3 separate regions of the Mus musculus genome follow, and regions 1 and 2 are each linked to region 3. The links are chromatin loops, found by intact Hi-C in ENCODE. Cell type or tissue: left cerebral cortex. All regions are shown on one strand. Each heading gives the region's core, and the rest is flanking DNA. Links, peaks and the distances in the headings are about the cores only.

The links. Hi-C counts contacts between places; a loop is a spot of excess contacts. Peaks named below come from ENCODE experiments on the same cell type or tissue, not always from the same donor. Only the 100,000 strongest peaks of a DNase experiment are listed, where the experiment ranks them.
Region 1: it touches region 3 in a loop (3-fold over the local background); 3 of 42 quality-filtered maps call a loop at or near these places.
Region 2: a loop joins it to region 3, with 11 times the contacts of the local background. A loop is called at or near these places in 2 of 42 quality-filtered maps.

The regions. Positions count from the first base shown.
Region 1 is chr4:12,081,843-12,092,162 of GRCm38, forward strand. It overlaps Tmem67 (transmembrane protein 67), which reads right to left and starts at 6,115. Exons shown (of 28, transcript NM_177861.5): 1 at 5,873-6,115; 2 at 4,070-4,158. The coding sequence starts at 6,095. Rbm12b2 (RNA binding motif protein 12 B2) reads left to right here and starts at 7,528. Exons shown (of 4, transcript NM_198957.2): 1 at 7,528-7,681; 2 at 7,821-7,885. In left cerebral cortex, for the core only: CTCF peaks have their summits at 5,891 and 7,336 (motif pointing left); DNase peaks (open chromatin) are centred at 6,103, 7,496 and 8,174; H3K4me3 peaks cover 2,847 bases; H3K27ac peaks cover 1,255 bases.
Region 2 is chr4:11,623,053-11,633,372 of GRCm38, forward strand. No RefSeq gene overlaps it. Among named protein-coding and RNA genes, the nearest start is that of Gm11832, 13 kb to the left of the region's middle. In left cerebral cortex, for the core only: a CTCF peak has its summit at 5,123 (motif pointing right); DNase peaks (open chromatin) are centred at 5,146 and 5,371; H3K4me3 peaks cover 329 bases.
Region 3 is chr4:11,959,304-11,969,623 of GRCm38, forward strand. Pdp1 (pyruvate dehyrogenase phosphatase catalytic subunit 1) reads right to left here and starts at 7,147. Exons shown (of 3, transcript NM_001098230.1): 1 at 6,999-7,147; 2 at 6,311-6,345; 3 at 1-2,930. The coding sequence starts at 6,341. The coding sequence ends at 1,270. 1700123M08Rik (RIKEN cDNA 1700123M08 gene) reads left to right here and starts at 7,271. Exons shown (of 5, transcript NR_040577.1): 1 at 7,271-7,380. In left cerebral cortex, for the core only: no CTCF peak of the experiment used is centred there; DNase peaks (open chromatin) are centred at 3,279, 4,904, 5,845, 6,457 and 1 more place; H3K4me3 peaks cover 5,000 bases; H3K27ac peaks cover 4,787 bases.

The sequences.
Region 1 (10,320 bases), core at 3,572-8,571, 120 kb after region 3:
CCTTTCTATAGACATTTAAGTTTGGCCCTAATATCAGGGAAATTCTGGGAGAGGTAGGTGATAAGGAGTTGATTTTCAGATCGGCATACTGTAAGAGGGTCTTTGTAAGATAGTCTAGGAGTAGAGGTGGGTTTTCTGGATGCTGTCTTGGATTTTTTCATAATTTATCTCTTTAAGGGGTGGCCTTGTGGAGACCAGTCAGGAGGCAAGTTATAAATTTATCCATAGCAATGATGCCCTGTGGGTATGATAATTCCATTCAGGGTCTTGGTCAGGGACTAACTCAGCCCTGACTGGGTGGGCAATATTAGTTGGATAGATTTCATCTGCATGTGCCTTAGCCTGATCCCAGACTTGCTTGCACTCCTCGGGGAGAATGTTGTCGGTGAGAGTCATATAAAGGTCACGGAAGGCAAGGTTGTAAGATTGGGTGATATACTGGAAATCTTTAACAAAGGCGGAAGAATTAGAACGTAAGATCCCGCTCTCTTTTTGAGAGAGTTCACTTAATGAGAAGGGGATGTGCTCCCTGACCCAGCTGTTCACCTGCGCAACCTCCCAGAGAAGAAGATCCCTCTAGGTTTAGGGTGGGTAGGAGGAGGTAAAGAGAGTCACATGGAAGAGTGGGGAAAGTGAGTGCTGGAGAGGACTGATTTGGACAGCCTGTAACTGTGGCGAGAGGAAGGGAGACTGAAGAGGGAAAGAAGGAATTGTGGGTTGAGGCTGATAAGGGTGAGGCTCATTAGCATGATCAAAAATAGTGGAGGGATCATCTTGCTTGGGCTTTGTTTTTCCTTTGGTCACTTTTAAACAAGCTGAGAGTGAGATCACATAGCAAGTCCATCTTTTCTAACCCCAGAAAGGTGGTTGTCAGCCTTCATCCAGATGAGGGGACAGCAGCTAAGATAGCAGCAAGCCACATGCTTTGTTTAAGATTACCTATGTATAAATTTTAACTCTCAACCTGGGAGTCCCAGTTTTAGGTTGACCTGTTTGTTACAGATTTTTATAAGTTTTTAAATCATATCCAATATGCTTACAAAAGTTTTAGAGATAAACCCAAACCAAGTGAGTACGAGATTAGTAGCGATAGTCCCTACTGGGAATAGTCTGTCCTGTTATTTTGTTTTGTTCTCCTTTCTCTGACACTTAGGCAGCTGGCTCACCTGATCTGAGACAGAAATTTTGGAGGAAACCTTTAAACAAGTACAGGTGGATCTAGAGGAGGGGAGTCACACCCCAACTCCAGAGCCTGCTTTTAATTGAAGTTGGGCAGCACAAAACAACAGTCTAATATCATGCATACCTAAAACATGCCAGAATCCCTCCAATACTGAATCCAGTAAGCTGAGAATAAACAATCCTTAGAGATGGGAAAATTCTGAGCCCTGGCTATAGACAGAGGCTATTGCAGGAGGGACTTGAGAGACATATCAGTCAGCAAAGAGTATGTGTACACTGGCCTACTTCTTTGCTTCTCCCTGTCCTGGTAGGTCAGGCTCCTGGCTCCCACTTTGCAACAAACTTACAGATCCATTAATGGTAATGGACATTTACACTGTGTCTATTAGGGAGACCAGACAAAAACAAAGGGCTTGGAAATGAGAAAAGAGAAATAGGGAAAGGAGAATCTTATTTTTACTTCCTCTATCACTTTCAGTATTTGTAAAGGCCCTGAATAATATTAGGATCTGACTAAGGGATATTGAGGCCAAATTTGATTGCAAAAATGATCAATTTTAGGGGCCTTTAAGTCTGGTGTTAGGTGGACATGCTGAAAGTTTTCCAATAGGCATCCCAAGTGGGAATGACAGGGCATGGAAGACACTGTTCCCATGGATGAGAGGCAGGGGAGGAAAAATGTCACTGCAACTTTTAGTTGCAGGTGTCCCCAGCACTAAAGGAGGACGAGCCATTCACTGGGTTGTCACTGTACTCAGTGGGGATCAGGGCCTTAGCTGGCTAAGCGGGAAGAGAGACTCAAGGCCTGAGAACAGAGGTGCTTTCATAGAAGCCAGAAGGCAAGGACAAATCCAGCTCTAGAAGTGGGGTCCCATCCAAAGGGAAGGGTTAGAAAACAGTCACAAAAGCCATGAGGCCCTAGGGAAGCTGTGGGATTACAGGCAGCTCCAAAGGGAAGGTGGGAGAAGAGGGCAGAAGGGGGCACAATAGCAGGATGAAGGTGAAGGAGGCAGACATAGCCTTAAAGACTGTGGCTGTGAGGTACATTTGATTCCAAAACTACCAGAGGGGTGCTGGACACTCAAGGGTAACTTCCTCAGATCTGGGGAAATGTTTACACCAACCGAAGGGGAACTAAGTGGTAGGTAAGGAGCTGAGCCATTAGTGAGCTGGGAGGTGAGTCTGCTGTGGGTAGACTGGAGAAGAGGGCTGTGGTTCCAGTGAAGCTTCGACCTGCAAGGGGGCTATAGGCATGAGGAGGACTTATCCAGTCTCGGGACCAATGTAAGCATTACATTACATTACATTACATCACGGGAAAGGTATCCTGACAGTCTGGAACCAAGGACTACCACAGAGTCACACTGCACCATGCAACATATCTCACACAAGAGATTTATTGAGAGGGAAAAACCCAAGGAGGGCAGCTGCCTCTGCTTGAATGAGGAGCAGCAAAGAACTGAGCAGAAGACAGGGTTTAGATAACATTTCTTGGCAGCAGAACTTTCCAGGGTGAAAATTTCCAGGGTTGGGATTGATGGGATTTCAAGTACCGAGCTTGGGCTTTTTTTCTCTTTAGGGTGGGGTTGGGTCCAGTTGTTAGAGCAGTTAGTGTGTTCTGTGGATAGGACCTGGCGATTTGACGTCCTCAGGGGAGGGGCCTGGCCACTCACATGCTTATAGTTATAACTGAAGTCAGTAGAGACTAATGCTAAAACTGACACAAATTAGATTTTGTTGAAGAGACTGGACTTATTAATGATTTTATATTTGGCATGCTTCCATAACACTAAAAACCTACAATAGCTTTAATAAACTTTTAGACTTTAAGTAAACTTATCCCTGGAACAATATTCTACCCATAGCCCTTCATTACCAATCACTTAGCTACAACTAGTACTTCCAAAACATGAACTAAATATAAATATAACAATCAGATCTACAGGATGAATAGTTCAAAGGATGACCCCTAATGATAATAGATTCTTAGATTTAATTTTCTAATAGAATAAGAAACAACACTTCAATAGAACTGTTATACACTCCTAATTAGCTTAAATGATTAGAAAACATATTTCTACTAATTGGTAATTAGCCCATAAAATTTGCCCACTAGTCGAATTTCCCTGAACCATTATGTAATGAGGAAACTAAGCAAACTTCGAATGATTCCATTTCTATTGATGCAACCGGCAATGCATCGACTTGCTGTACCTAATGTAGCATGAGGATTGCTGAACCTCATGTAGCATTAGGAGGATCAAGCATCATTTAAGACGATCAGCACAGTACATCTAAGACAGCGAATGCCATCTACAGCAAAGACATTTTACCCCGAATGGCTCTACATAGGGAATACTCAGCTTCTCTTTATACCCTAGTTATTCTGTGAGGCAAACAGAAAGATTTTTTTTCACAGCTTTGTACTTGGGATATCTGACTCAACCACTTTCAGAACAAAATGAATTTGTCTTTTTTCCCCAAAGTTTTCTTCTTTGCTTTACTGATCTCTCAAAATGTATACTAATAAAATTACCTTAATAAGTTTAAAGTAGCGGGGCGTGGTGGCGCACGCCTTTAATCCCAGCACTTGGGAGGCAGAGGCAGGCGGATTTCTGAGTTCTAGGCCAGCCTGGTCTACAGAGTGAGTTCCAGTACAGCCAAGGCTACACAGAGAAACCCTGTCTCAAAAAACCAAAAAAAAACAAAAAAACAAAAAAACAAAAAAAAAAACAAAACAAAAAAAGCAAAACAAAAAAACAACAACAAAAAACCCAAAACAAAAAAAGTTTAAAGTATGTGAACAAATGGGAAATTATACTGAAGTCTGAGAGATAGACATTTATGACTTTTTCTCAAAAGTTATTTTAAAATAAATTATTCATACCATGTTTTCTGGACACTTTTTACAAATAATAGAAGGTCCTCCATTATTAGAGATCATATGATATCCTGGTAGACATACACAGGAAGTTCCTGAAAAGAAAAAGAAAAAAAAAAAAACAAAGCTGATATTGTCCTTAGCAAACAAAACTCCAAGACACAAACTTAACAGTTCTTAGGATTTTGAAGCTTGGAGTGGTGGTGTATACCTGTAACCTCAGTATTTAGGAGGAAGAGGCAGGAAGTTCAGGCAGTACTTCAAGGGTATCCCTGCTCACAGACAGTGCGAGGCCAGACTGGGCATTATATGAGAGACAACAGGTGTCTTTGTCTGTCTGTCTCTCTGTCTGTCTGTCTGTGCATGTATATGTGTCTATGGGTCTGTGCGTATACATGCAAACACTGAGTGGGTTAATGAATTCTATACTTCGGCTTCTTGTTTAGTAAAATGGAGAAAAAAACAGGACCTACCTAATAGGGTCAAAGTTTAGAAATATGTCTGGCATCATGTTGCTACTTTTTAAACTGCAATTATTATTGAACTATGAAAACTACTTACTTGCTCTAGGAATTACATTTCTGCATCACTAAACCATATGTATGTGTGTTTAGTGAGTTTTAATTTTGTCAATATCTTATTGGAAAATTGCTTTCATTCAAATACTCTTTCTCTAGAAAGAAAATAAATGTTGTTTGTAATTACAAGTAGACTCAGCTAGTTAAAGAAAGAATTCTCTAAGGACTAAGTAGAGCCAGCACCTGTAGGAGTCTATGTACAACACACACGTCTTCATTCATTGTCATGAAAGCAATACAATGCAGAACACGTTTGCTCTTCACACTCCATCTTCTGACACAGTGATCCGCACTGCCTTAAGTGAGACTCTACCAGGCCTAAAGCAGGAGAGTTAACCAGTCTGAGATTCACAGCATTTTAGACTTCAGTAAATAGGAAAAGACTCATTCTGAGTAGTTAAGGGAGAACTAGACCAATCGATGCAATTAAGTCTAAAAGGACAATGTGAGCAAACAGAAGTCATCAACAATAAAAGGGACAGGTCCTAAGGGAATATGTAACCACAGATGCAAAGCCACGCGCTGGGAATGCAGAGGTAGAAAGTGAGGGAAGCCAGGTGTCCTGGCCCACGCCTTTAATCCCAGCACTCAGGAGGCAGAGGCAGGCGGATTTCTGAGTTCGAGGCCAGCCTGGCCTACAAAGTGAGAGTTCCAGGACAGCCAGGGCTACACAGAGAAACCCTGTGTCGAAAAACAAAACAAAACAAAAAACAAAAAAGAAAGTGAGGAAGAGACAAGAGTTCTCTTAGTTTCCAGTATATGTCACACAGATGTCACAACATCTCGGTTTCAGTTTCCTTTGCTTACAAAATCTGATTATAGTCACAGTTGCAAACAGCTTTAAATATCTTGAATTTGGAAGTAGAATTAATGGTCACAAGAGTTTACTAATTCACATTTCTTCCCTTGCTTTCCTGTCAGGGTACCTCACTAGACGCCTCAGGTTATTTCTTTTCTATTTCTATTCTACTTTTCTTAGGCGGCTTTCAGGTGCCATCCTAAGGATTCCCTGCCAGAGACTGACTCCGGGGAATGAGTTCCTGGAGGAGGGTAGGGTGGTGGCGCCTGGGTGACTGATCTCATTGTGTCAGCCGTATCCTCCCAGGAAACCCTTTCTTAGGTTTGATAGCTGTGCATTTTCTGAAACATTCTCCAAATAAAATGTCTGGAGTGCTGGCTGTCAGGAGTGCTTTATTTTGGTCAGAGTCCATCCACCCCCAAACCGCCTCACCTAGTGCATCCCGCCGCTGGTTGGCGCCACAGGGGGCACAGGAGAGCGCCGAGATGTCAAAGTACTGGTTGAAGTCGCAGGTCTCAGGCCGCCGGAAAGGGAAGGAGAAGATTTGTGCCCATGAGACTTCGCAGAGAACTAAGAGAAGGTAGGCGGTGCCAGTCCGGGATGAAGAACGAGATCTGACCGCCATGGCCGCCACAGGCCTTGTACGCGTCACCATGGTACCCATATCCTGGGTCCGCAGTCTCCAGCTCCCCAGCAGCCTCCTCGGTGAGTCCGCTGAGCTGATTGGACAACAGGGTTCAGAAAAAAAAAAAAAAAAAAAAAAAAAAACTCAACCTTGCGACGCCTGGTTGCTAGGTTACCACGCACGCGGGAAACAATGGATCAGACATATGCTAAATAAATTAGGGGCGGTTATTTAAAATGTATTTAAAACTCTGGGACGCAGTCAATTTACCGTGTCAGGAAATACTACTACAGCAATGGAAAATATATGGTTTTAGCACTTAAAAGTGTTTCATGAAAGTGGCAATCACACCTACATGACAGTTTACCCAGGGGATTAATTTTGACAACAAAGGAGGTGCCCTATGTTTTTACTTTTTTTGTTTGTTTTGTTCTGATTTTCGAGACAGGGTTTCTCTGTATAGTCCTGGCTGTCCTGGAACTCACTTTGTAGGCCAGGCTAGCCACGAACTCAGAAATCCCGCCTGCCTCTGCCTCTACAGTGCTGGGATTAAAGGCGTGCACCACCATGCCCGGCTTTGTTTTTACATTATTTAAAAAACACTAAGGGTAGGGATTGTTTCAAGTCCTGAGTTTGAGTTTTAGCAAAGCAATACAAACAGAAACCCTCATTGATTTTATATATAATACCTTTATGACAAAAGTCTAGGAGAAACCTTGCCTACTGAATCTTGATTTCATACTTTCTCTGTATTGTGCATAAAGCACCCTACATATACACCTCATCTCACTTGGTTTGAGAACCAAATTTGGATATACATGAATATTGCCTATTAAAGTGCACAGCCTTGCAGACTGTTAGCGCAACAATGCCTAATAAAAGCCTCATTCTCCCTTTCTCCCCTGTCCCTGGTTCTCCTCCCTCTCCCAGAGGATAACTCTATTTCCCATCCCAATAAACCCCCGACTGGAGAACTGCCACATAGTGTGATTGTTGGGAATTGTCACATACACCTAACAGCACAGTAATAAAAGGTTGAAGGGATGCTTTCTGTAATACATACTTTAGGTAAGGCAGCCCGAAGGCCTGTTGTAAATACAGCTTGCTTTTATCTGCCTATGCAACTGCCCTGTTTTTCTCAGGTTTAACAGAAATCACAGGAGAGGATGGAAAACTCTGCAGCTTTCCACTTCCAAAGCGGTTCATTATGATGAAAAGAAAAAAAAGAAACCTTTTTGATTTGTATATTTTACAATTGCCTCACATCCCCGCCCCCCAGTGGAAGTTTTCAGGGGTGGGTCAGGGGCTCACAGATTGCCTAGAAATAGAGCATGCACAAAACCATACTACACTGCAGAGAACAGCCTTCCTCACTCACACCCGCCAATCACTGTAACCGAAGCAGTACGTCTGCGCACGCGCGTTCAGAGCGCCAAGGGGTGGCTGGTTGGGCCTGGATTGCGCATGAGCAGAGAGACGGTGCATCGGTTTGTCCGGACCGGAGGGGAGTGTGGTCTCCATTTTCTTCCGGCCGTGTTGGGCCTGGTAGGCCGTGCGGAGACTGCGGCGTCGAGGAGCGTCCCTTCTCCGTTTGTGTGGTGTGTGGTGACTGCCCGGTGCGAAGCACTTCTCAGGATGCCGGGCATGGGGCAAGGGAGGGGGTGAGAGCCGGAAGCACGGGCGTGCTGGGCGGGGGGCGAGCGCGGCTGGTGCGGTTAGGGCGGCGCTCGCTGACCCCCGACTTCCTCCTGTCAGCCTCCGTGTGGCGGCGAGTGAGCTTCCTGGGATCTTGACAGCGAAAATCTCGGAGCAGCGCCTAGGTATTTCTTTTCTTTGCCATGTCCACGTTGGTAGCGGCGCGGGAAAGGCCGGTTTTCTCGGGCTGGAGGTGCGCAGAGCGGCGCGGTGAGGTTGGGAGCCAGTCCCCTCGGGCGAGCTGGGGTGGTGCGTTTGCCCTCAGGACCGCGGAGCGCAAAGGAACGCGGGTTGGGCGGTCCTGGTTAATCTGAAAGCCGTCGGGCACCGAGTCTGGGGGCAGTATCAGATCCGACCTAGGATGTTGGCCTGGCGCTAAAAGAAGGAAACTCTGATCGTTGGCTCGGAGCGTGGACTAAGTCGAATCGCAGTCTCCGGAGGATTTCCCCATCGATGATGATGGATAACGGGGGAAGCGTGTGTCCTGTGGAATCGTCTTCACTTAACGGTTCCTGACCCGGAACTATGGCCCTATGTGGTCATGACGCCTTTTTATTTTAAACATCTACATCATAAAAGGCAGATCTTATCAGAGGATATTTGTGGACTGAGGTAGATTTTCTGCAAGGAAAATTCTTATTTAGGATTTTAATGGTTCTTGATACTGGGTAGTAAGAACGTTGGAGGCACATAGTAAAACTTGTCTCTCTTGCCAGGTCTGGAAAATGGCTATGTTCGTTAAAATCAGCTCTTAAGTCCAGCCTACTGATGTCCTCTGCATCATGATTAAAAGATGCACACATAAGATCATTTATTTAAGGTGATCTAAATGGAAGGATGGCTTGGTAAAATTAGCAACGTTGATTAACTTATGTTTATCATTAAATGAAATTTCAAGGATCCCCTCCCTTTTCGTAGCAGTTCAATAGAGGCCTGACAGCAGTGGCATCACTAAACAACAGGGTTATTGTGTTGTTCGATATTTGTGCAATGGCATCCAAAACTAGGACAGGATAATTTGTGCTTTGACTTTGGAGCAGGCTGATGTGTCAGTAGACTTTCTGGAGATTGTAAGGAAATAGTGTATACTTTGAGTCTCTGAGATGTTCTCTTAGACGGTCCTGATTGTGGGCGAATGATACCTTACCCTGCTATGGCAAGGACATGAAAGTTTAAACATTAGCTTTTATTTGACAAATTAGAACAAACTTATGGTCCGTTGGATTGGAATTGAATCACTTCGTGCCTGTGAAACTGCTTAATGAAGAAGATTTTAGTTAAGACAAACAGAAAAGGTGATTATTAAGTCAGGATGTGTTGTGAGAGGCAACTTTAAATTGGTATGTGCTTTTTTCCTTGACTCTCTCAGAATTTATGTATTTGTAGCCGAATTCTTATCCTCGGGGTATATCGCTCTTTTTGGATTTGAAAAAGTTTAAAGACAGACAAGTTGAAATCAGCCAAGTCAGTTTCCCTAGGAGTCTTAGAATTTGGATGTGGACAGGTTTCAAGGAGCCGTTTTTAGTTTTCTTTGAAGGTTGTGAATATTGACTTGTTGAAATCAAACTTACAGGTTTCTTTTCGTTTGTTTGGATCTAGTGTTTGTATGCTTTATATTTTGTACTGCAAAGATTTTAATAACAAAGCTCAATAATTTCCATATGTAGTGTGCTACATACAGTGTAGTTCCATTATTTTACTGATTAACTTTTGGATTAAGCATTTAATCTGTAGACCCTCCCCACCTGTTTGTTAAAGACAGCTTTTCAAACTTGAAGATCAATTTTTATTTGTAAACTAATAGTAGTTACAATGATTTATTTTTCAACTTTAAAAAGATACTTGGTAAATATTGTTTGGTTGTCTGTGAAAGTGCTACTAGTAAGTTTTCCTAGACAATATGAAGCTGAGTTGGTTTTTTTTTTAAATAATAGATATTGGCAATTCCAATATTCAAAACTAGTAAGTCTATATATTTACTTTTCTATATTATTAGTAAGGCTTTCATAATGTAAGTGTGCAGGATAGTTTTTTTTAAAGTGTCTGTTGGTAGAGTTGAACTCAAAGTTGGTACAGTGTGTGTTTTTGTGTATGCCTGAGATAAATTTTAGTAGTCTAGTAGTAAGTCTAGTAGTAAGTGTATGAAATGAGTGACATTGAATATTTTAAGTTTTTCTTTAGGGAAGGTATAGTATTTTCCTTAATTACAACATAATGACATTTATTTCTGTATTGGTAGTATGCAGAACTAAAATTTGGATCCATATGGTAGCCATTGGTTTGGATTTATTGTATAATATTGATAGTTTTGGAACTTTGGTAGTTTTCTTACTATAGTATTTTGAATTGTTGCTTTGTTCAATTTAGTGTTATGTTTTGGAAGGGTGCAGAATGGCATGTGAGTTGGATATAAGTATGAACTACATGTTTGGATCACTGTTAGGTAAAGTGATGTGAGGCTGTTAAAAATACTTGGTCTCAAAACTGATGTTTTACTCCTGAAATAGATTTTAAGTACATGTAAAACTTCAGTATATTAGCATGTGATAAGCTAGGACTT
Region 2 (10,320 bases), core at 2,819-7,818, 340 kb before region 3:
TGAGCTGTTTCAAATTTCCATCCGTGAGACTCCCTCTTTGTTGCCCACAAAATCAATACCAATTTAGGACCCAGCTTTTATCATTAAAAAGATACTGAGGGGAAAAGCCTTTTGATTCAGACCATGCTTTATTGGAGTTAGTTACACAACTCGAAACCCTGGAGTGTTAGGTGTAATTTGATCATTATATATTTGGGGGTCATAATTTTTCTTTTTAAGTCTGGTGCCCCTGATGCAAGCTCTCCATGTACCTACTGCCTCTCTCTGCACTAATTACAGAAGAGACTCCCAAGCCTAGTAACACAAGAATATGTCTCAGGTCGAAGCCCAAGTCAGAAGTGCAGATTCCATGAGTCTTTGGGATCTCACACTTGTAGTTTGTGTGGACAGGCTCCCCAAATCACTAGTGGATTCCAGTCAATGGTAAATGAATGGTTCAATTTTTGTTTTTTGAGACAGGGTTTCTCTGTATAGCCCTGGCTGTCCTGGAACTCACTCTGTAGACCAGGCTGGCCTCGAACTCAGAAATCTGCCTGCCTCTGCCTCTCGAGTGCTGGGATTAAAGGCGTGCGTAAATGAATGGCAACTCTACACCCTTAGGGCCCAGTCAAATGACGTGCCAACCTTCATTTAATTCTCATCAATTGCTGTTAGCTTATCTGGGAGTGAGATTAACCATTCCTCCCCAGGGTAGATGCTCAGAAAGGCTCGGTGAGGGCTAGAGTTGAGCTGTCTTCAGTAGGACGGCACAGTGTCACTGAGCATCAAGGGGTGGAGAATCACTCAGTCACAGTGAGAGCGACTGAGGACGGAGTGAGGCACAAGCAAACTGACAAAGTAACCTATACTTTGCAGGGTTCAGCAAAGGTTGCATTTTTGTTTGTCTTTGTTATTGTATTTGTTTTCAACTTTTGGACCTCAATGATTTATGTCACTGTGACTCGTCTGTCATGAGAGCAGTTAGGGCTTGTATCAGCACTTTGGGAGTATTAATGCAGTCACTGTCACTTTAACCTTTATTCTTTGACTCCTCTTACATTTTAAAATTCGATCATGGGCAAGGAAGACACTGACAGCTGCAGCACAAGGGGCTGGTTGCCCTAATATTTATTCACTCGGCCGTCTGGAAGGTAGAAACTTGGAGGAAACCATTCTGGGAAGCCTTGTGTTTATCACACAGCCTTGTTATATCTCAGATTGTGGTACACAGCCATAGTAATGGACAGGATTCTTGACTAGTGGAGAAGAATATAGGGCCTAGAAATAAGCCCAAGAACTTTCCCAGCTCAGTCTTTACCATGCCCCACGCGGGATTAGCATCTCGAATGTAGAAAGAGCTGCAAAAATTAAATCCCCAGATCGACCCATCTACCAGTAAGTAAGTAGGCTATTGAATTAAAATACAGTTCTTAAAAGAACTACCAATGGCCAACAAATACTCAGGAAGGTGTTCAACATCTTCCACACCAGAGAAATGCACCTTAAAGCTGCCATGACATTCCATTTCACCCTAGTCAGGATGGCTGCAGTCAGGAGAACAAATGGCAGCTGGCTGTGGTGGCACATTCTTTTAATCCCAGCGCTTGGAAAACAGAGGCAGGCATAGTTCTGTGAGTTCAATGCTATCCTGGTCTACATAGTTCCAGGACAGCCAAGCTTATGTGGAGAAATCCTGTCTAAAACAGAAAAGAAACAACGAATGCTGGTGAGTACAGGAGAGAGGAGACCTCACTCAGCGATTGATGGTGGGAGGGTGAGCTAGTGCAGCTACTGTGGACATCCGTGTGGGGACTTCAAAAGGATGAAAATAGTGTTATGGTGATCAGTTAGATCACTCTTGATAGACACCTGAAGGACTCTAAGTTGGCATGCTCAGAAGGACACGTGTTTATTGTTGCAATATTCACAGTAGCCAAAAGATGGAATCAAGTTCAGTTCATGAATGGCAGAGAAGAAGTATATATACATCATACTAACATTTTTCAATAAAGAATAATGAAATCAGGGTGGAGAGATGGCCCAGTCTTAAGAGCAGGTATTGCTCTTGTAGAAGACCTGAGTTCAGGTCCCAACATCATCAGGTGACTCACAGTCGCCTGCGACTTTGGCTCTAGGGGATCCAGTGCCCTCTTCTGGCCTCTGCGGGAATTGCACCCACATGCACATTTAATTTAAAAATTAAATCTTTAAAGAAAATCACCAGGCGTGGTGGTGCACGCCTTTAGTCCCAGCACTCGTGAGGCAGAGTATACATGTATATGTATAAGCCATGAACTAGAAAGGAGACCATGAAAGGAGAAGAAGAGATCTAAAGCAGAAGGTAGAAAAGCGAGGAAAATGGAATTTATGTGCCATGAAACCAGAAGGTCGGCAGGCTGTTTTAGGGAAGGAAGGGGACCAGTAGGAAGAGGGGTGTGCTGTTAGTTTTTGTCAACTTGACACAAGCTGCAGTCATCTGGGAAAAGGGGACGTCTCTCGAGGACTTGTCTCTGTCATGAACCGAGCCTGCATGCCTGTGTTCAGGGGACACTTTCTTGGTTTATGACTGATGTGGGAGGGCACAGCCCACAGTGGTCCTGCATTGTATGAGAAAGCAGGCTGGGTGAGCCATGGGAGCAAGCCGGTGAACAGCGGGCCTCCATGGCCTCTGCTTCCTTTCTGCTTTCTGTCCTCTGCCCTGAAGTCCTGGAGTTTCCCTTGATGATGGGCCACAATCTGTAAGCTGAATTAAACACCAGCCTCCCTCTGGTTGCTTTTGGTCAAGTGTTTTGTCACAGAGACAGAGAAACAAGTTAGGAGGGAGGGAAGACTGGGGAGGACACTGGAGAAGGGGGTGAAAGGAAGCAAATGACATGTGTGTATGGAAATGCCACAATGAAAGCCATCAGGGTCAAAAGAGAACCAGGAGATGAACTTTTCAGGGGACACTTTTTAAACACAGCTAGTGTGTGTGTGTGTGTGTTTTCCCTGCATTTACATATGTATGTCATGTGTATGCCTGCAACCTGTGAAGGCCAGAAGAGGGTGACAGGGGCCGGGCGTGGTGGCACACTCCTTTAATCCCAGCACTCGGGAGGCAGAGGCAGGCAGATTTCTGAGTTTGAGGCCAGTCTGGTCTATAAAGTGAGTTTCAGGACAGCCAGAACTACACAGAGAAACCCTTCTCAAAAAAACCAAAACCAAACAAACAAAAAACAGAAGAGGGTGGCAGAATCGCTGGAACTAGAGTTACAGATGATTTTGAGCCTCCATGTGGTTGCTGGGAATGAAGCCCAGGTCCTCTGAAGAGCAGCCTGTGCTCTTAACTTGCTGAGCCATCTCCCCAGCTCCAGGGAAAAAATTTTTTTTAAAAAAAGTACTTGTGTGATACTTATTACTAAGGGGACCCCACCCTCTCTGTAAGAAAGGCTGACCTTCGGTGCCTCAGGACTTTCCCCAGCTCTTGAACCCACAAATTTTTAGCAATGACACTAGATGGAAATCTGCAGCATCTCAACTTTCATGGAAGCATCGTTCCTGGAATGTTAGAAGACTCGGACCTGTCAACTGACAAGCGATGGTTTCTCGTGGGGAATGAGGCATCTGGTTCTGCTCTACCAGAGACAATGAAATGGCCTGATAGAAACAAGCAATAGATATTTTAAAAGATATTTATCTAAAGCATCTAAAAAGGGGATTTCAGAGCGGAGGGAGAAATGGAATGTGCTTACTTTCTATGAGGCAGTGTCATGAAAATATCAGCTTTGTCAAACAGGTACAGTGGCTGATGCCTGCAATCCCAGCCCAAGGTGGGTAGAGGCAGGAAGATTGTCATGAGTTTAAGGCCAACCTCTGCTACGGTATAGGACCCTGTCTGAAAGTGTATAATCTGGCTGGAGAGCTAGCTCAGCAGTTAAGATCTTACAGGGCCCGAGGCTTCTATCCCCAGGACCCACATAGTAGTTCCCAACCACACCTAACTCCAGTTCCAGGGATCTTATACCCTCTTCTGACCTTAGGCACCAGGCACACATCTGTGTGGTGCAAAGGCACATGTCAGCAAAACACATAGAATTAAATACATCTTTAAAAATACATTAACAATCAAACAAAAAACAAAAGCTGAACCACTTTTGTCATTCCAGTGCAATGAAGTCATTAGATGCTGGAGGATTGTCCAGTAACCTTAATCTGTGATGTGCTGGGCTTATAAAGGACTTGACAGTGAGCTATTTGGATAGCCGCTTGCGGGAATTGTGTGGCTATCTCCAGGAACCCCGAGCTTTATATTAATTGCATGAAGAGCAAGTCAGCATCCTTGTGACGGTCTGACACTTGGCTCGCAGTCAGCAGGCCTGGATGCTCTAGTCAGCCTTCCCATAGATTGTGTGGAAGTCACTTAAAATGCATACTTTCTTTTAATAATAATAATAATTAGAAATAATAAATTATTTGTGGATTCCTGACTATGTGTCTGAATGGCATTGCTGAATCTATATGCCTTATTTTATTTTGTTCATGGCAATCTCAAAACTTAGATAATATTATCTTTATTATTATTATTTTCTTCATTTTACAGGGGAGAAAAATGAGAGCTCAAATACTTTCCAGGAGCATCACTTTTCATGAAAGGAGCTGAATTCAATCATAAGCCAGTGTGGTTTCAGAACTTTTATATTTGATTCATAAGTTAAAGGAAAGTTTAAGGGCTGTCTTTAGCAGTTATTAGTATGAAGAGCTCTGAGCCTCTACCGTTTATGCCAGAAACATATTTACTGAGAGCAAAATCTCAAAACAAAGCAAATCCCCAAAGATTTTGGGGTTTATGAAAAATAAAGTTGGGTCAGTGGGATGTCTCAGTGGGTAAGGGAGGTGCATTTACTGTTAGGTCTCATGATCTGAGTTTGACCACTGGGACCCACGCAGTAGGAGAGAAGATTCCACAAATTGTTCTCTGACCTCCGCAGGCTATGACATACCTCCTAACACCGTGAAAATAAATGTAATAAAAATGCGAAGAAAAAGTTTAAGACTAATGAATTAACTATATAAAATATTGTTAATTTATTATCTGTAACTTTAATTATCTGCATATCCTGGCCAGAACTATTTGTATATACAATGCTGTTTTATGGTGGATGGCCTGCAGGGGGCAGCAACAGCTCACAGTTGTCTCATCAGCCTTCGCATACTGTCTTCCTGTTTCCCTTATGATAGCTATAAAAGCTATAACCCATTTCAGTTATCCATGTGCCCCACGGTGTGATTTTCTCTAACATTTTATATTGTCCGGGTTTTATATTCCTTGTGTGGGTGAAGGGCCATGAGCAGTAAATTATTTAATTAAACAGAAAGTGTACCGAGCCACAGCTGACCAACTCAGCTACAATCTGGGCCCAGATCCAGTGCTTTGAGTCAGTCTACCCCAACATCTACACCATCTGCGAGCCGCCGGAGCACGTGAAAGGGCCGGTCCTGCAGAACCAGAGCTGCAGGATCACCATGACTCTGGCAGGTTCTCCAATAGGGGCCAGCAATGGTCCAGTATGTCTGGTGCTTCAGAAACCAGAAACCGTGAACCAAAGACTCATTGCAATGAATATTTGCAAGTACAGCCATCTTGGCTAGTGTGTGTGTGTGTGTGTGTGTGTGTGTGTGTGTGTGTGTGTGTGTGTGTGTGTATTATGACACCCACAGTTTCCAGTGTCACAATGAACAAATATTCCATACAGAGATAGAAAAGAGAGCAACGGAGCAGTGAGCAAATGGTGGAGAGGGTGCAGAACTAGAAATGTTATGGTGGTAATAGAAGTGAGAGAGGCCTGCGGTGGACGGTGGGGGTGGGGGCGGGGCGGGGGGGGGAGACACATGTAGTTGCCAAGTAGGGACGATAGGGGATAGGGCGGTGTGTAGCAGCCTGGAGCTTGCACTCCAATTTAGCCCCTCCCCCTGCCCCCTCCACAGGCTCCCCAGCTGCACAGTTGCCATGGTTCTGAGCAACAGCAGGGTGTCCAAGAGGAAGAACAGATCAATTTTTGGAATGAACCTGCTTGAAAGACCTCTCTTGAAAGACCTCTATGGTCTGTGCTGTCCCCCAAGGCCACTTTGGTATTCACGGTCCACTGCTTCAGACTGTGTTGAAGCCCGAGGTTCATGTGGATGTCTGTGATCTTACAGCAGCTGGGAGCCATGTTGATGTCCCTGGCCCAAGGTACCATTGAATGCCGCACAGATGTACTGGGTCTGAGCTGCCTCCTGAGGCCACGCTGATGTCTGTCTGGGTCCCTGTTCCTGCTTCAGCCAGGGTCTGTGTTGGTGCCTATGGCTAGTGTTACCACCAAAGGTCATGTGGATGTCCATAGTCTGTGCTGCAACCTGAAGCCATGTTGATGATGTCTGTGATGGTTTGTATATGCTTGGCTCAGGGAGTGGCACTATTAGGAGGTGTGGCCTTGTTGGAGAAGGTGTGTCACTGTGGGCTTTCAGACCCTTGTATCTTCTTGTATACCAGTCTTCTCCTGTCTGCCTTTGGATGCAACTGTAGAACTCTCAGCAATAAACTCTTCCACATTCCTACTAAGATGGCCCACTAAGCCCCACTTAAAGCATCCCACTGCTTTTCAAAATCCACATTTTTCTGAGTAAAGTATGGTCAGGCTTATCACAGAAATACCCCACTCCTGGTACCAACTTATGTCTTAGCGTTTTACTGCTGTAAACAGACACCATGACCAAGGCAACTCTTATAAGAACAACATTTAACTGGGGCTGGCTTACAGGTTCAGAGATTCAGTCCATTATCATCAACGTGGGAGCATTGCAGTGCCCAGGCAGGCATGGCACAGCAGGATCTGAGAGTTCTACCATCTCTATCCAAAGGCAGACAGGAGAAGACTGACTTCCAGGCTACCTTGAGGGTCTTAAAGCTCATACCCACAGTGACACACCTACTCCAACAAGGTCACACCCACTCTAACAAGGCTAAAACTACTCCAACAAGCCCATACCTCCTAATAGTGTCACTCCCTGGGCCAAGCATATACAAACCATCACAATGTCTCTGAGCCCTGCTGCCACTGAGAGCCATATTTATTCGAGTGACCTGCGCTGCCACCTGAGGCTATGGTGATGTCCTGGTCTGTGCTGCCATCGATGACCATGTCTGGGTCTGCCTTCCTACTGCAGCAGAAGGCAGTACTGATGTCTATGGTCTGTATTGCCACTGGAGAAGATGCTGAAGTCCATCATGTGCTAATGCCAGAGACCATGTGGATGTCTTGTGGTCCATGCTGTATCCAGAAACCATGTCTGAGTCTATGATCTGGGCTCCTGCTGATTGTGAAGGGCAAGAAAGCTATGGCTGCCATGGTATTGATGATGGCAGACTCACAGTTGAGAAAGAGTGACATAGAAGGCTTCTGTGACAACCTTTACCCACCCCCCCATCCCCAAGTAGTAAAAACCTAGAGAGAAATCTACCAAAGAGAACTCCTAAAATTGTGATAAGGATACTGAAGTGAAGCTCTCCACAGCTGATGCCTTCTGGGGGGGTGGGGGGGATGAGGGCAGGGAAGGACTCAGTTTTATTAAGGAACTGGCCACTAGAAGTTTGATCATGCTCTAGTGAGTATATGGGCAACACAAATTGACTTGGTTTCCCCCTCTTCTTGTAGGGAGTTAGGGGGAGGTCACAAGGGTGGGTGGGAGGTGGACCTGGGAAGACTGGGAAGAGAGTGTGCTTGGAATTCATGATATGAAATTTCCAAATAATCAATACAAAATATTGTGAAAAAAAATGAGCAACCCTTATAAAACATGATATAAATAATATTGAAACAGTAACACCTAATCACCAACTGATTTTCTTGTAAGAGCAACATACTTTTAACAAGCGTTTATAATAATGAATGGTTTGCTATTTGATTGTGATAGTTTCAGGAGAGTTCTAGTAAGACTTTTTTTTCTTAAAAATTATTAAAGGATTTCCAGCTGTCAGATAACATAGAAAACAAAACAGACGATGTTTATTCCATAAGTAGTAAAAAAACGAAACGCATGTTTTATTTACATTACTTATGCTTGAAGACATGCCCCGAGACTCCTCTAACAGAGGCCGTGTCTGCTGCTGTCCCCCTCAGGCAGCAGCAGGAACTGCCTCATGGCTGCATTGTTGAGGGCATCTAGATGTGGAGGGTTCATATGGTCAGGCAATGAAGTCTTCACCTAGTTATTATTTTCTGTCTTCCTGAATGAGTCTTGTAGGTTGGTCTACATGGAGTCAGGTTCTGATTCCAGAGGAGAGCTCACTGTGTAAGTCAACCACACACGGCTCTGCTGTCAAGAGAAACATGATCGGTGGCCCAGGACATGTTGAGCCTTTAAACAGTACAGTGGATAATGCTGCAGGGACTGCATAGATTAGATGGATAAATGGAAAAATTAAACAAATAGTAAATCATAAGAGATCTCCCAGTCTTACTACCCATTCACTATTTGTCCTATAATGCTGGGGGTATTCTAGATTTGTTGGTGTTGTGAAGTAGCTAGATTAAAAGGTGCTTACTTTAATTTCTTCATGTTCTGTTTTCTGTAATTTTGATGTGAGGAATGAGTTAGGAATCACTGTTTTAAGAACGATCACCCAGTCATATCAACACTTACAGAATCTATTCTTACCCACTGCTGGACAATGGCGACAAGTAGTAACAATTATCTCTACAGTTTTCTCTTTTTTATTCTTCTCTCATATTTTACATCCCAACTGCAGTTTCCCCTCCTTTCCCTACCCTCAGCCTCTCCCCCTGCTGCCCCTTTCCCCCAGATATCACCTCTCAGAAAAGAGCAGGCCTTCCAGCGGACATCAACCAAACATGGCATAACAAGCTGCAGGAAGATCAGGCACACACCATCACAATCAAGGCTGGAAAAGGCGCTTTTAAAAATTACTATTGATTTGTCTGTTCTTAAGGAGTGTTTAAATTATTCCAATTTTATTCATATATTGATTTTATGTATATGAGTGTTTTGTGAATGTATGTAAGGCCCCCGAAGGCCAGAAGACATTGTCTGATCCCTTCGCTTGTGTGTGTGTGTGTGTGTGTGTGTGGTTTTCAAGACAGGGTTTCTCTGTGTAGCCCTGGCTGTCCTATAACCTGAACTCACTACTCACTCTGTAGACCAGGCTGGCCTCGAACCTGGAGATCCCACCTGTCTCTGCCTCCCAAGTGCTGGGCTTAAAGACACCTGGCTTTTTTTTTTTTTAATTCTTTTAAACTGTTTGGCAAAAAGCTTTTTGCTTATTTTTTATTGATTAATTGTGAATTTTACATCATGTGCCCCAATTATACTCATTTCCCCCTATTCCTTCTGCCTTCTGCCCTTGCATCCCCCCAAAGAAAACAAAAAATAAAAATAAAAACAACAAAAAAGGAGAAACATACCATTGGGGGGAAAAACTAAAAAAGTCCCAACCAACCAACCAACCAACCAACCAACCAACCAACCAACCAAAAAAAAAAAAAAAAAAAAAAAACCCACAAAAAACATTTTGCTGTAGTGTGTTGCAGATATGCACTGTTTTTCCTGCACGTATGTCTGTCCTATACATTTCAGTTGGTATCTCTTTACATTGGCCTTAGTCTTGACTTGAGCCTTTTGCTGTGGAATGGAGGCCCATGTCCACAGCTTGACATGGCCTTCCTTAGTGTGTATTTTTGTTGAGCTTTAGTTCGCTATACATTCTTGACACTAAACTCTCATCAGATTATACGATTTCCAAGTTTCCTTCCATTCTGTGGATTGCCCTTTTACTCTGGTGAAATTGCCTTTCTACACACAAATTTTAGACCTTTTCATGGAGTCTGATTTGTCGATTTATTTCCTTTGGTGAATAGGCCTGTTAACTGGACATACCCAAAAGATACCACTCACAACTCAAAACCTCTCTGCTTTAAGTGCTGATGAGGTAATTTTGTGTTCTCAGATTTGCTGTACAAGTTAGGTGATGTTATATTTTACCTCCAGTGAATAAAAAGTGAAATTCTAGCTGATATTTAGGGTGTCCTGTGTAACACAGATAATATCCATAGAAACCTAGGAACACAAGCAAGTCCTGGCTAGCTTTTGCCAAACAATTTGAAATTCAAATTTAGATAAGGGTGGGGTCCTCTGCAGGGCTCAAAACTATATTTATCTCCCCTGAGTGTTGTTGAGTGTTCTGAAGATCTGATTGGCTCTGGCCCACGACCTCTCAGAAAGGCTTTCCAGGTCTCCCTTGGAAGCAATCCCTAAGCCAAGGATCCAACACTCTCCTTTCTGCAGCACTGTGGTCACATGCTCCTC
Region 3 (10,320 bases), core at 3,017-8,016:
TGCATATCAAATGAACTCCTAAAAAGCCTATGTGAATATACTTATTTTCATTTACTTTAAGACAGTATTAGAAAGGACTGCATATAATTAGAGACACAGCTGCAAATACTTGATGCTACTAAGTGTTCTGTACCAGGCATGCACAGGTTACGATTTAAAGTTTCTCGTGTATATATTAACATATATATTATAAGCTATAGTATGTTTAAAGCATTTAATAATATAGATCCAATTGTTTTAATTGGCCTAAGTGGGGAAAAACAAAAAATTTCCTCAAACTGTCATAATACAATATTAAAATCTTACTACTCAAATTGATACTTAAACTTATTACATGTTGTTCTTAAAACTCCAAAATTCATAAAAATTCCTATGATAAATAAGTATAATTTCTCAGCAGCAGTTTGCTTACTCAGCACACATCTAGCTTGCCAAGATTTGGGGGACACAGAACAGTGACATGCTGATAACTATAGATGATAAGAATTAAACATAGCAGTCTCTTTTCATTCTGCGTGTATCTTTATTTCAAACTAAATAGAGGTTTCCATGAATACAAACCAGAAAAACACATTTTCCCTTTATTTAACATTCACTAGGAAAAATTAAACCTAAGAACCTTTATTGTCTTTTAGGTGTAGCAAAACAAAATATTACTGTTACACTGAGGAAATCATGGGTGAGGAAGAACAGTTTAGGATTTTTCCTTTTAGGAAGCATATTTTATCACACAATCACAAAAACTTACAAATCCAGATTTCTTTGTTCATGGTCATTTATGGCTTAAAGTACTAGACCTGCACTTTAGGTTAAAATAAATGTATGTGATTACCTGAACTGTTTATCTTTTTAAAAAAATGCAGTAAGTAAATATTCTTGTGTACACTAGAAGCCTTATAATGGCAGAAGTCTGCAAATGGACATGGTAATGGGTTTGTTTTGCCTTTACTAATACCCCCAGGAAGATCCTTGTTTTTGACCTATTCAAGATCATATCTGCCTATCTTCATACTCTTCAGTTGGTGAGTCACTGTTACAAGACACCTGGGTAAGGAAACAAGCTGCCTCAAGTGTGGGTACCATGAGGTCCAACAGGACAGAACAGACACTCATGAAGCTATCATCTGCTGCATAGTCAATATGAATACTGGGCTAGCTAGAGTATCAAACATGAAGTGTTTAGAATGAACCATTGGAAAATTAACTATATTAGTTTCTTTCAAACATCGATCTGCCCTTCCAACTGAAGAACTGCCAGGGTAATTTCACTTACTGTTCCTGGTTTTGGTATGCCCCTACAACATGAGAATTGAACTGAACTACAATGATTGTAATGTCATCTCTATACATCCGAGCAAGCTCTTCAGGAAGACTAAGCATTTTAGAGAGTCGTTCATGATCAACAGCCCCAAATTCATTATTGCCTACAGCATGGCGAATGAGATGGGTTGCTGCATTCTGATCCTCAAACACTGATGACATCTTTGCTCTCCTTTCTGTTAAAAGGCCATGCATCTGTCCCAGAGTCACCTTGTACCCACCAACTGCTATTGGCTGTTGGTGATGCATACCAGTTAAGTATTCACCCACAATCCTAACCACATCCTGTCTATGCATAGTCTCCCACAACCCATCAGTTGCTAACACTAGGAATTTATCCTGTGGCCTTAATCTGTGATAAGTTACCTCTGGCTCAGCAGTAAGATAAGGAGGTGTATGATAGTTAGGAGGGATAAACTTGGTGTATTCATTGTCATTCAACTGGTCTGGGCCAGACTCTATCACTCTCTTTTGAAGGTCAATGCTCCATTTGAACTTTACATCTCCAAAAGCCCTAAAGGGCATCAGCAAGCCAAGCAGCCGGTCCTGCTTTACCACGCTCTTGGCCTCATTTTTTGGGTGTTCCAGTTTCAGACGCTCTAGTTCTCTTTCATTCTGAGCATTGTGGTCATTAGAGAGTGTGACTGCTGACCAAGAGCCATCTTCTTCTTGCACACCTAGCATGGCTCTACTATCACCAGTGTTAGCCACATGGAGGTCAACACCATCTACATGGGCCACACAAGCAGTAGCCCCAGAAAATGCTACCCGAAGCACCAGGTAATTTAGAAAAGAATTAGGATCACCAACTTGAGCCTCCAATGAAATGTCATTATCGAGTCTCTTGAAAGCATTAATTAAAGCCTCCTTAACATCAATATCAGCTGATTCTCCAGTATTGAGGTCTATGAGTTCTTGCCAGTAAGTCCTCAAGCTGTTGAAATACAATTTGGACGCCTCCTTACTGAAGTAATCATTGGGGTGCTTGTGCCACTGAAGGATAGGTAGCAGTGCCCGACCACTCTCCACTGCATTTTCAATCTCTAGCAAAGTCTCATGGGGCAACAAGGAAACAGCAATATAATAGAAGAGTCTTTCACTGACTGCCTGGGAACAAGCACAGCCTGCATGACCATCAAAAACCCCCAAGAGCATCCCTCTGGTCTGCAAGCAGGTTGCTGCACTTCTCCGGTCCTCTATGGGTGCATTTGCAGGCAGCTGATTGCTGTCAAATCCAAGAATGGAACTGACATTTTTGCCATCAAATTCTGGTACTTTGAAGCTGTATTCATTAGCTTTAAGGATGCTGTTGACTTGTGGAGGTGTGAGGTAAAATTTCTGCGGTGTAGAAGCGTATCTCCTTCCTTGAGTATACTGCCACCAGTTCTCCCGTGGCCTACAAAAGGTAGCATATGCAGGATGGGGTGTGTACCTCAGACGATTCTGAGGAATGTATGGTGGTGAACAGCAGAGATGTTTGTGGTGGCAGTAACATGCAGTGCCATAGATTCTGCTCAGTTCACAGTTACGGACGAGAGGAAAAAACAGTTGAGTTGGTGCTGGCATGGCATCAGAGAACAGTGGCAGACTGGACGTTCTGACTGGGATTCCTAGAGAGCAAATTAAGACAGACACACACACAAAGAAAAGTTATACTCTGTATTATCTGACAAGCTGTGCTTTATAGAAAACATTTCCTAAGGCAATTTACATAAAATCCCTATGCTAGGTTAATTTCTACAGGGTGTTTTATGGTAATTAAAATGTTCAACCATTCATGAAGTCAGGAATGAACTACAGTTAAATTTCTGTTTTCTCTTTCTTTTGTATTTCTATGTGCAGTACAAACTGTTCAGCATACACATCTATCTGGCTGGAGAACACAGATCAGGAAGTTATGTAACACTGTGCCGCAGCAGTCTACCTGCCCAATCACCATTCTCCCTCTCTATGCTTTTTCAAAGGGGCCTTAGATCTCCCATTTGCACAGTTACTTCTACTATTTATGAAGATCTGTTCCTTGACCTGTGGTCAATTGTTGACCTTTGATTACACATGGTATCACCAGAAGCACTGATAAATCCTCAACAAAGCCATGTTTATATCTTACTGGTAAATTATATAAATATACCACTGTGTTAATGCAAAGTTTATTTTAACTTCTAGAGAACATTTTCCACATAGTAAAACTGAAACAGAAATTCCCGCATTTCTGAACCTCAGTGGATGGATGTTCTTGTAAAGCTTCCTTCTCTATACCACTGTGCCAGCTTAGCAAGTTAAAGAAGGAGAGGTCTGCTCTTCGCCAAATGATCCTGGGAAAACACATTTCACCTCTCTGGGACCTTCCCCACTAAACTTAAGTGAATACATGCAAGCAGACTAACTCTAATGCCTCTTTAGAATTCATGCTTTTAATGTTTGAGATACTGAGGCTTTGAAATCAAATATAGGGTTTACTGATTCACTGCTGAATTTTGCTGCGCCATTTGTGATTGAAAAAAAAATCAAGTATTCTTGTAGCTATAAACCTGATTTTTGGAAACAAATGATTCCTGTTTCAGATGTTAACTAACCTGCTATTATTTCCCATGTTTAAATGTCATAATGCAAGCTACCGAAATATTATTTTATCTACTAGAGATCTCTATTCATTCCTTGGGAAATGTTTTCTCTTTTGGTTAAAAATAGATACCTACTTGTTATAGGAAAACAACAAAGAACCATAAATTAAGCGTGAGGTCTAGATTATAACAGAATAGCATTATAAGTATCCTTAAAACAGTATTTTACAATAGGCATTTATCTAGAAAATTTAGATGAGCATGTATCTCTATTGCAAATAATGTATACAAGAAAAAAAGAATCTTCAGTAACACATTTTCTCTGAATTCCTAAGATATTGTCTCATGCATTCATTTAAATTACAAGAAACACTTTAGAACTGTTTTAAATAAACAAAAAAGGAAAATGAAACAAATCTTCTTATCAACTATTTTTTTTTCAAAAGCAGAATCTACTAAGGATAGAATTTTAAGTATCTCAGTGTTAGTTTTATATTAAACAATTTTCTCGTACTTTTTGGTAGGCCATTCAGGAAGTAAAAAGAAAAAATGAGGGAAGAGAAAAAATCAAACACTGGAAATTGACAGATTTGTGTCTGCTTTTGTAGAGAGCACCAAATATACAAGTTGGACAGAATGTCTTTCGTATGTAGTAAAGTATTAGACTACCCAAGAAGAGATTTGTTTCTAAAGACAAAAGTACAAAATAGCAAGAACTAGAAATTTTGGAATTAGAGTCTATAAATAAGGCTTCTGAAATGAAAAAAAAATTCTAACAACAAAAAATTTACCAGGACTAACCACCTAAATAACAGTTCAAACTGAATACCTGAATGTCATCCAAAGGTTAAGGGTACATGTCTGAGCCAGGAGATGTGTACAAATATGCCAATCACACTAGCTTGTGGGTATAAACCCATACCTTTTTCATGCATGTATGCACAAAAAGCTGTTTTTATGCTGCAAATGTTATCATTAGAAACTAAAATGTAAGTGCAATTTTAATGGAAGTACATTTTTTTCAGACATCTGTAAGTTTGTATTACTTTAAAAACAATGTGAGAGTGGGGGTGATGGCAAAGGTCCAACCATTTAAAAACATCTACTCAAGGCATAAGAAGCCTAGGACCCTTTCCCTTTCCTTAAGTTCCCGTGTTTTGATAGATTTTCTGCTTTTAAAGTCGATTAAAAATGAGTGAAATCTGGTGACAAAGAGCTTCATGCAGCAGGTGCTCTGAATATTTAAATTCAAACACTACATCTTTTTTCTTCACAGCAAAAGTATTTGAGATTAAACGTCAAAATAACAGAGTACGCATGAGTTTTTTCAATTATTTTCTTTTCAGTTATTCAGAGCTTAGCATATGATTGCATTCCAATTCTTCATCTCTTAACATGCTTTCAAAAGGCATATTCTTAGGGAAGCTGAGTTCATGGAAACCTGCTCTATAACTAATAAGCATTCTACCAGGTCAGTACCAATTATATAGTATTTCCATCCGACCAGAGACAGCTACAAGTCAATACACTATTAAATGCTTCTGACATGATGTATAAGGAAGATGAAAATTCTTAATATCCTTCTAAACACCCTGTAATTCAACAAAAAAAAAAACAACACTCTGTGCTGATAAACTTGCTAAATTAACAAAATAGAAGCCTCCTGATTAGGCAATAAGAATTTCAAAGTAGCTGTTGGTTAACTTGAGCAATCTCACTTTCTTTTTATTTATTTATTTTTTAAAGTTCATACACCATCATGGCCCACACTTGGCAACATTGTACGTATCAGTCTTGGGCAGATTTGGCTGATGTTGCCAATGAGTAATAAAAAGGTGCGCGCGCCGGAACCAGAAACAGAAAGAGCCCCATCCATTCTTTGTGGTGTGCTGGGCAAAGCCTGTGTCAAGATTTTATTCCACTTAATCAATAAACCCATGGACCAAATCGATTAGAAAAATGCTACTGGTGCGCCTACTCTGGAGCTTCTCGGTCTTGCAAAGATTCTAACGCAAATGAAAATAAATACTACACTTTTCATTACACGTATCAGAACCTCCGTTTATGTAATCTGATTGCATTAAACGCCCTGCATTAAGATTTGTAATTTTTCAGCATTTTCTGGAAACGCCTAGCCATTTCACAGCTCAAGTTCAGTGTCTACAAGAATGAAGAAAAGCCATTATCCTTAAAACACAAAGAACCAAACCAGCACTTGTTTGGTCAGTTTCGTGTGTCCCAGAATATCACACTTAAGCTATCAAAAAATAAAAATAAAAATAAAATCTGGTCCAGAGCGCCTTTGTCTCCTTTTCCTTATCTCACCCTTTAATTCCATGAGGACCCCTAGAGCCATCCATTCATACACAAAATCAGTCACCATCCTTCCCTGGGTACCCAACACAGGTAGTTATGTGAATACCTACCAATTCGTCTGGGCCCGGGACACACACACATTCTCCTGTCATCACAACACGGAGCCGACAACATCCACAACCCGCGCGGACAGCAGCAGCGACAGCAGCAGCGGCCCATTGAAAGCAAAGCAGAGATGCTCATTAGAGGAGGCGGCGGCGGGGAGGCGGGAGCGGAGGAGGGGCGAGGTCTCGCAGCAGCCCAGTGAATGGGCTGGGAGGGGAGGAGAGAATGGAGGGGGGAGAAAGGGGAGGGGAGAAGAAGAAACCAAACAAACCCACCCGGCAGGCGAGGCGGCATCACAGCCCCCGGCGGGCAACTCCAGGAGCCCGGACAGGCGCACCGCCGCCGCTCCATGCAGCCAGCGCACCGAGCCCACAAGCACTCAGCATCTTCAGGCCCGCCCGGCCCCACGCCGCGCCCGCTTCCGCAGAGCTCCAGGCACAGCCCGCCGTGGGCAGCCGGCTCCGCCACGCGGGGCCAAGCGTGTCAGCGGGGAGCCGAGGCAGACACGCCCGGGCCACAGCGGGCGCCCCGCGCGCTGACAGCCGGGTGCCGCCCGGGACCCGCGGCAGCTCCTCGCGACCGAGGCTCCGCGCGCACCCGGCCCTCCACCCGCGGCCGCTCCCCACGCGCGCCCTCCACTTCACCGCCCTGACGCCCCCTCACGACTCGGCAGCGGTGGACGAGGATACCAACCGGGCACAGTCGAGCACCCGCTGCGGTCTGCCCCGGGTGGCGGCCGCACCCCTCCGTGCGCGTCCTTCCCTCACTCAGCACCACGCAGCACCCCGGCGCGCTGCAGCTCGGCCCAGGCCAGCCCACTCCGCGCCCCTGCCTCGCCCGGCCTCCACCCTGCCCCGCCCCCACAGGCGCTCTTGAGCTCTTCGCCTTCTGATTGGCTGCGCAATGGCGGGTGGGCGGGACCCGGAGGGCCAGAGGGGCGGGGGGCGGAAGAGGGCGCGCTCCCCGCCAGTTTTGTGACGTCACGGAGGTCAGACAATCCCTTCCATTTGGCGCGGCTAGCCTATTGGTTCCACGCGTGCGCGCGCCCCGTGACCACGCCCTGTTGCTGGTGAAGGTGGGTTTGCGCGTGCCGCGAGGTGGACAGCCTTGGTTGGGTTGCGTTTGGACTCCCAGATGGGGAAGCGCCTGGGCGGGATCCAGCATCCCTGAGCGCGTGGCGCTTTGGTAGCCAGTTGCTTCCTGGCGGGCGGGCTTTCGCGAATGCCTGGCACTTCTGCTGGGCCCCGCGTGCTGCTCTGGGCTGGCCTGAGAGCCAAGCCTCCTCTGCACTGGGCTGCCCCAGGTAGACCGCGGGAACAACACAATTGAGGCGTGGCAGAGCGTCTCGGCGGTGTCTCGCTTCATTCATTCAAGATCAAGTTGCTGATTTTAGGGTTATTAGGTCGGATTGATAGTCAATTATTTTTATGTCTCCGGGCTAGGAAGCTGTAAACAAAAGCAAAAGGAAGTTTGATGAAGGAATTCTTATCTTTGTAGATAAGAATAACACGAGTGCTCTTGTTCTTGGAAGGACTTTGAAATCAGCATTCCCTCCTTGGTCCCTGACTCATTCAGAGTTATGAATTTTAAAATGCAGCCAGTGAAAGTGGGAAGAGCACTGAACTTGGAGTCAGAAGAGCCTTTCAAGTTATTCCCAGTGACAAAAATCCATCTTCCTCCCATGAGACTCAGTTTGCCTATCTGTGGGGTGAGGTTAGGCTTAAGATGTGCTAAACAACACACTAAGGGTTCTTGCTGCCATCTGCGGTTGTCTCTTTATGGGACAGTGCCTTCTTCACTTACCTACATCCACATAGATGCCATCTTCATGACATGAAACTTTCTTGGGAGAAGCTATGCTTCTGCCCAGTGTTAATGAGTTTACGTTGATTTATTCTACACCTTATTAACTAATAAAGTTTACAAAGTAATTTGGACTAGATAGATGAACTCCCAAGTTTACTGTGAAATTTTATTAATCCTGAAGTATTTAAATTTTTATGTAATAAAGGAAAAACCTTATATAACCAAACCTGCAATTCATAATTCCCCAAATCTTTCAAGCTGCCTCTATTTCTAAACTGGAGAATTTGCTCATCCCCAGAAGAGGCTTACGGGCAGAGATGATTGGTGAGGGGGAAAATATAGGTACCTTTCCCCAACCAAGAACAAACAAGCCAAGATCCCCATCAGTCCCCTGCCTTCCCCTCTTGGAGAAGAGATACATTTATCCTCTCCTAACAACAATCAAGATTAGCCATTTCTACTTAGAGACAGTCCCAATATATCTGATGCAAGGGTTTAGTTTGGTGTGTACACAGTAAGGCAAGAGTGTATCCTCAGCGTTTTAGGGAGAATGCCATATTCCCGGACTTTGCCTATGCATAGTTGACTGTGTGTCTAATTAATGTCAGGTGCACTACAGACAGGAACCTGCACAGATGAAAACAGTGAATGCAGGCCCTAATCTACCAGGAAAAAGAAAAGCTCTCATATTACAACCCTTATCAACCAAATTTTCTTGAACTCTCGGAAAGGAAATCCCGAACAATAATTTCATCCCTCAGTACTCTTCGTGTAGCCTACTGTCAACCTATATCTTTTTCTAGTCTGTTATTGCTTCATTTCAATTAAGTTATTGTGTGATTTTTTTGCAAATCTGCGTGAGGCCTTATTTTCAGTTCTCTGGATTAAGAGACCAAGAACCTAGAAACGCCTGACTGCTGACTTCTTTACATAAGAATTGTAAATAATGAGATTCCAAAATTCATGCCTCAACAGCAGATGACCTTGAAGGCTATCACAGTAGTCAAACTTGCTCATAACACAGTGCTATCCGCGTCGCATAAAGTTCTCTTTTCAAACTGATTTTTGTATCTGCATGAGAATTTCCAACTTATTTTACTATGTTCAACCTTTTAGTTTTCTACCTGGATAGTATTGATTTCCCCATCTTATTCTGGCTTTTGGATGACCTGTCTATATTTGAAAATAATGCTGATTCTCAGAAAGAAAAAAAAAAGTAACTTGCCACGACTAAATATAGTCAAAATAATTTGTCACCAAGATTGAATGCCAAGATATTTCTGGAATTGGGATAAAGCCTCCTCAGAGTGATGACTTTGAAATAGTCTCAGAGGTGTAAGTTCTATTCTCTAGTTACATGACTGAGTGACATGCATATTGTGAAATGCCAGCCCACAGCGATTCCAACTCCTGTGTCCTGGATGAAGTTCTCTGCCTTGACTCTCTTCTGGCTTGGCCTTCCTCTCTTTCTGGGTGGAATCCACCCAACTGGACTTACTTCAGTAGTGCTGTTATTATGTGGCCAGGGCCAGGACAGATCTGTGGGGTTTCTGCTGTAACTTGATTGTTTGAGCCACCAGAATACCTGTTGGTATTTCAACCTTGAAAGATATTGAGAAGTAACATGAAAACAACCTAGGATTATCATAGAGACAGAACAGGCAGAGAGAAAGCAGGGTCTTTGAAAAATTAACTATGTCTATCCTACACAAGTACCTTTGAGATACTAACACAGAGATAAGTGACCAGTAACATTTAAGTTGTTCTCTTGGCACACAGCATATGATCCAGTAGCCTCAGAGGTCCCAGCCAAGAAGCTTAAAATAAACCTACATAGGAGTGTAACATGTCAGCCTGATGGTTACTGTTTGCCTTTGGCCAAAATCAGTTAGAAGGAAGAGAGGCTGGTTCTCCATATTCCTCCTGATTCTCTACAGGTCTTCTGGGAAATCAGCAAGTAACTAGTAACTAGTAACTAATCAATCAATGCTTGCTTTCTTGGTGTTAAGGTGAGTCTTAAAATTAATGGTACTTGGAGTATGTCTTAATCACTGTTCTATTGCTCTGAAGAGACACCATGACTAAAGCAGCTTACATAAAAGAAAGTATTTGATTGGGGGCTTGCTTACAGTTTCAGAGGGTTAGTCCATTGCGTCGTGGCATACAGGCAGGCATGATGCTGGAGAAACTACATCCTGATCCCAGGCAG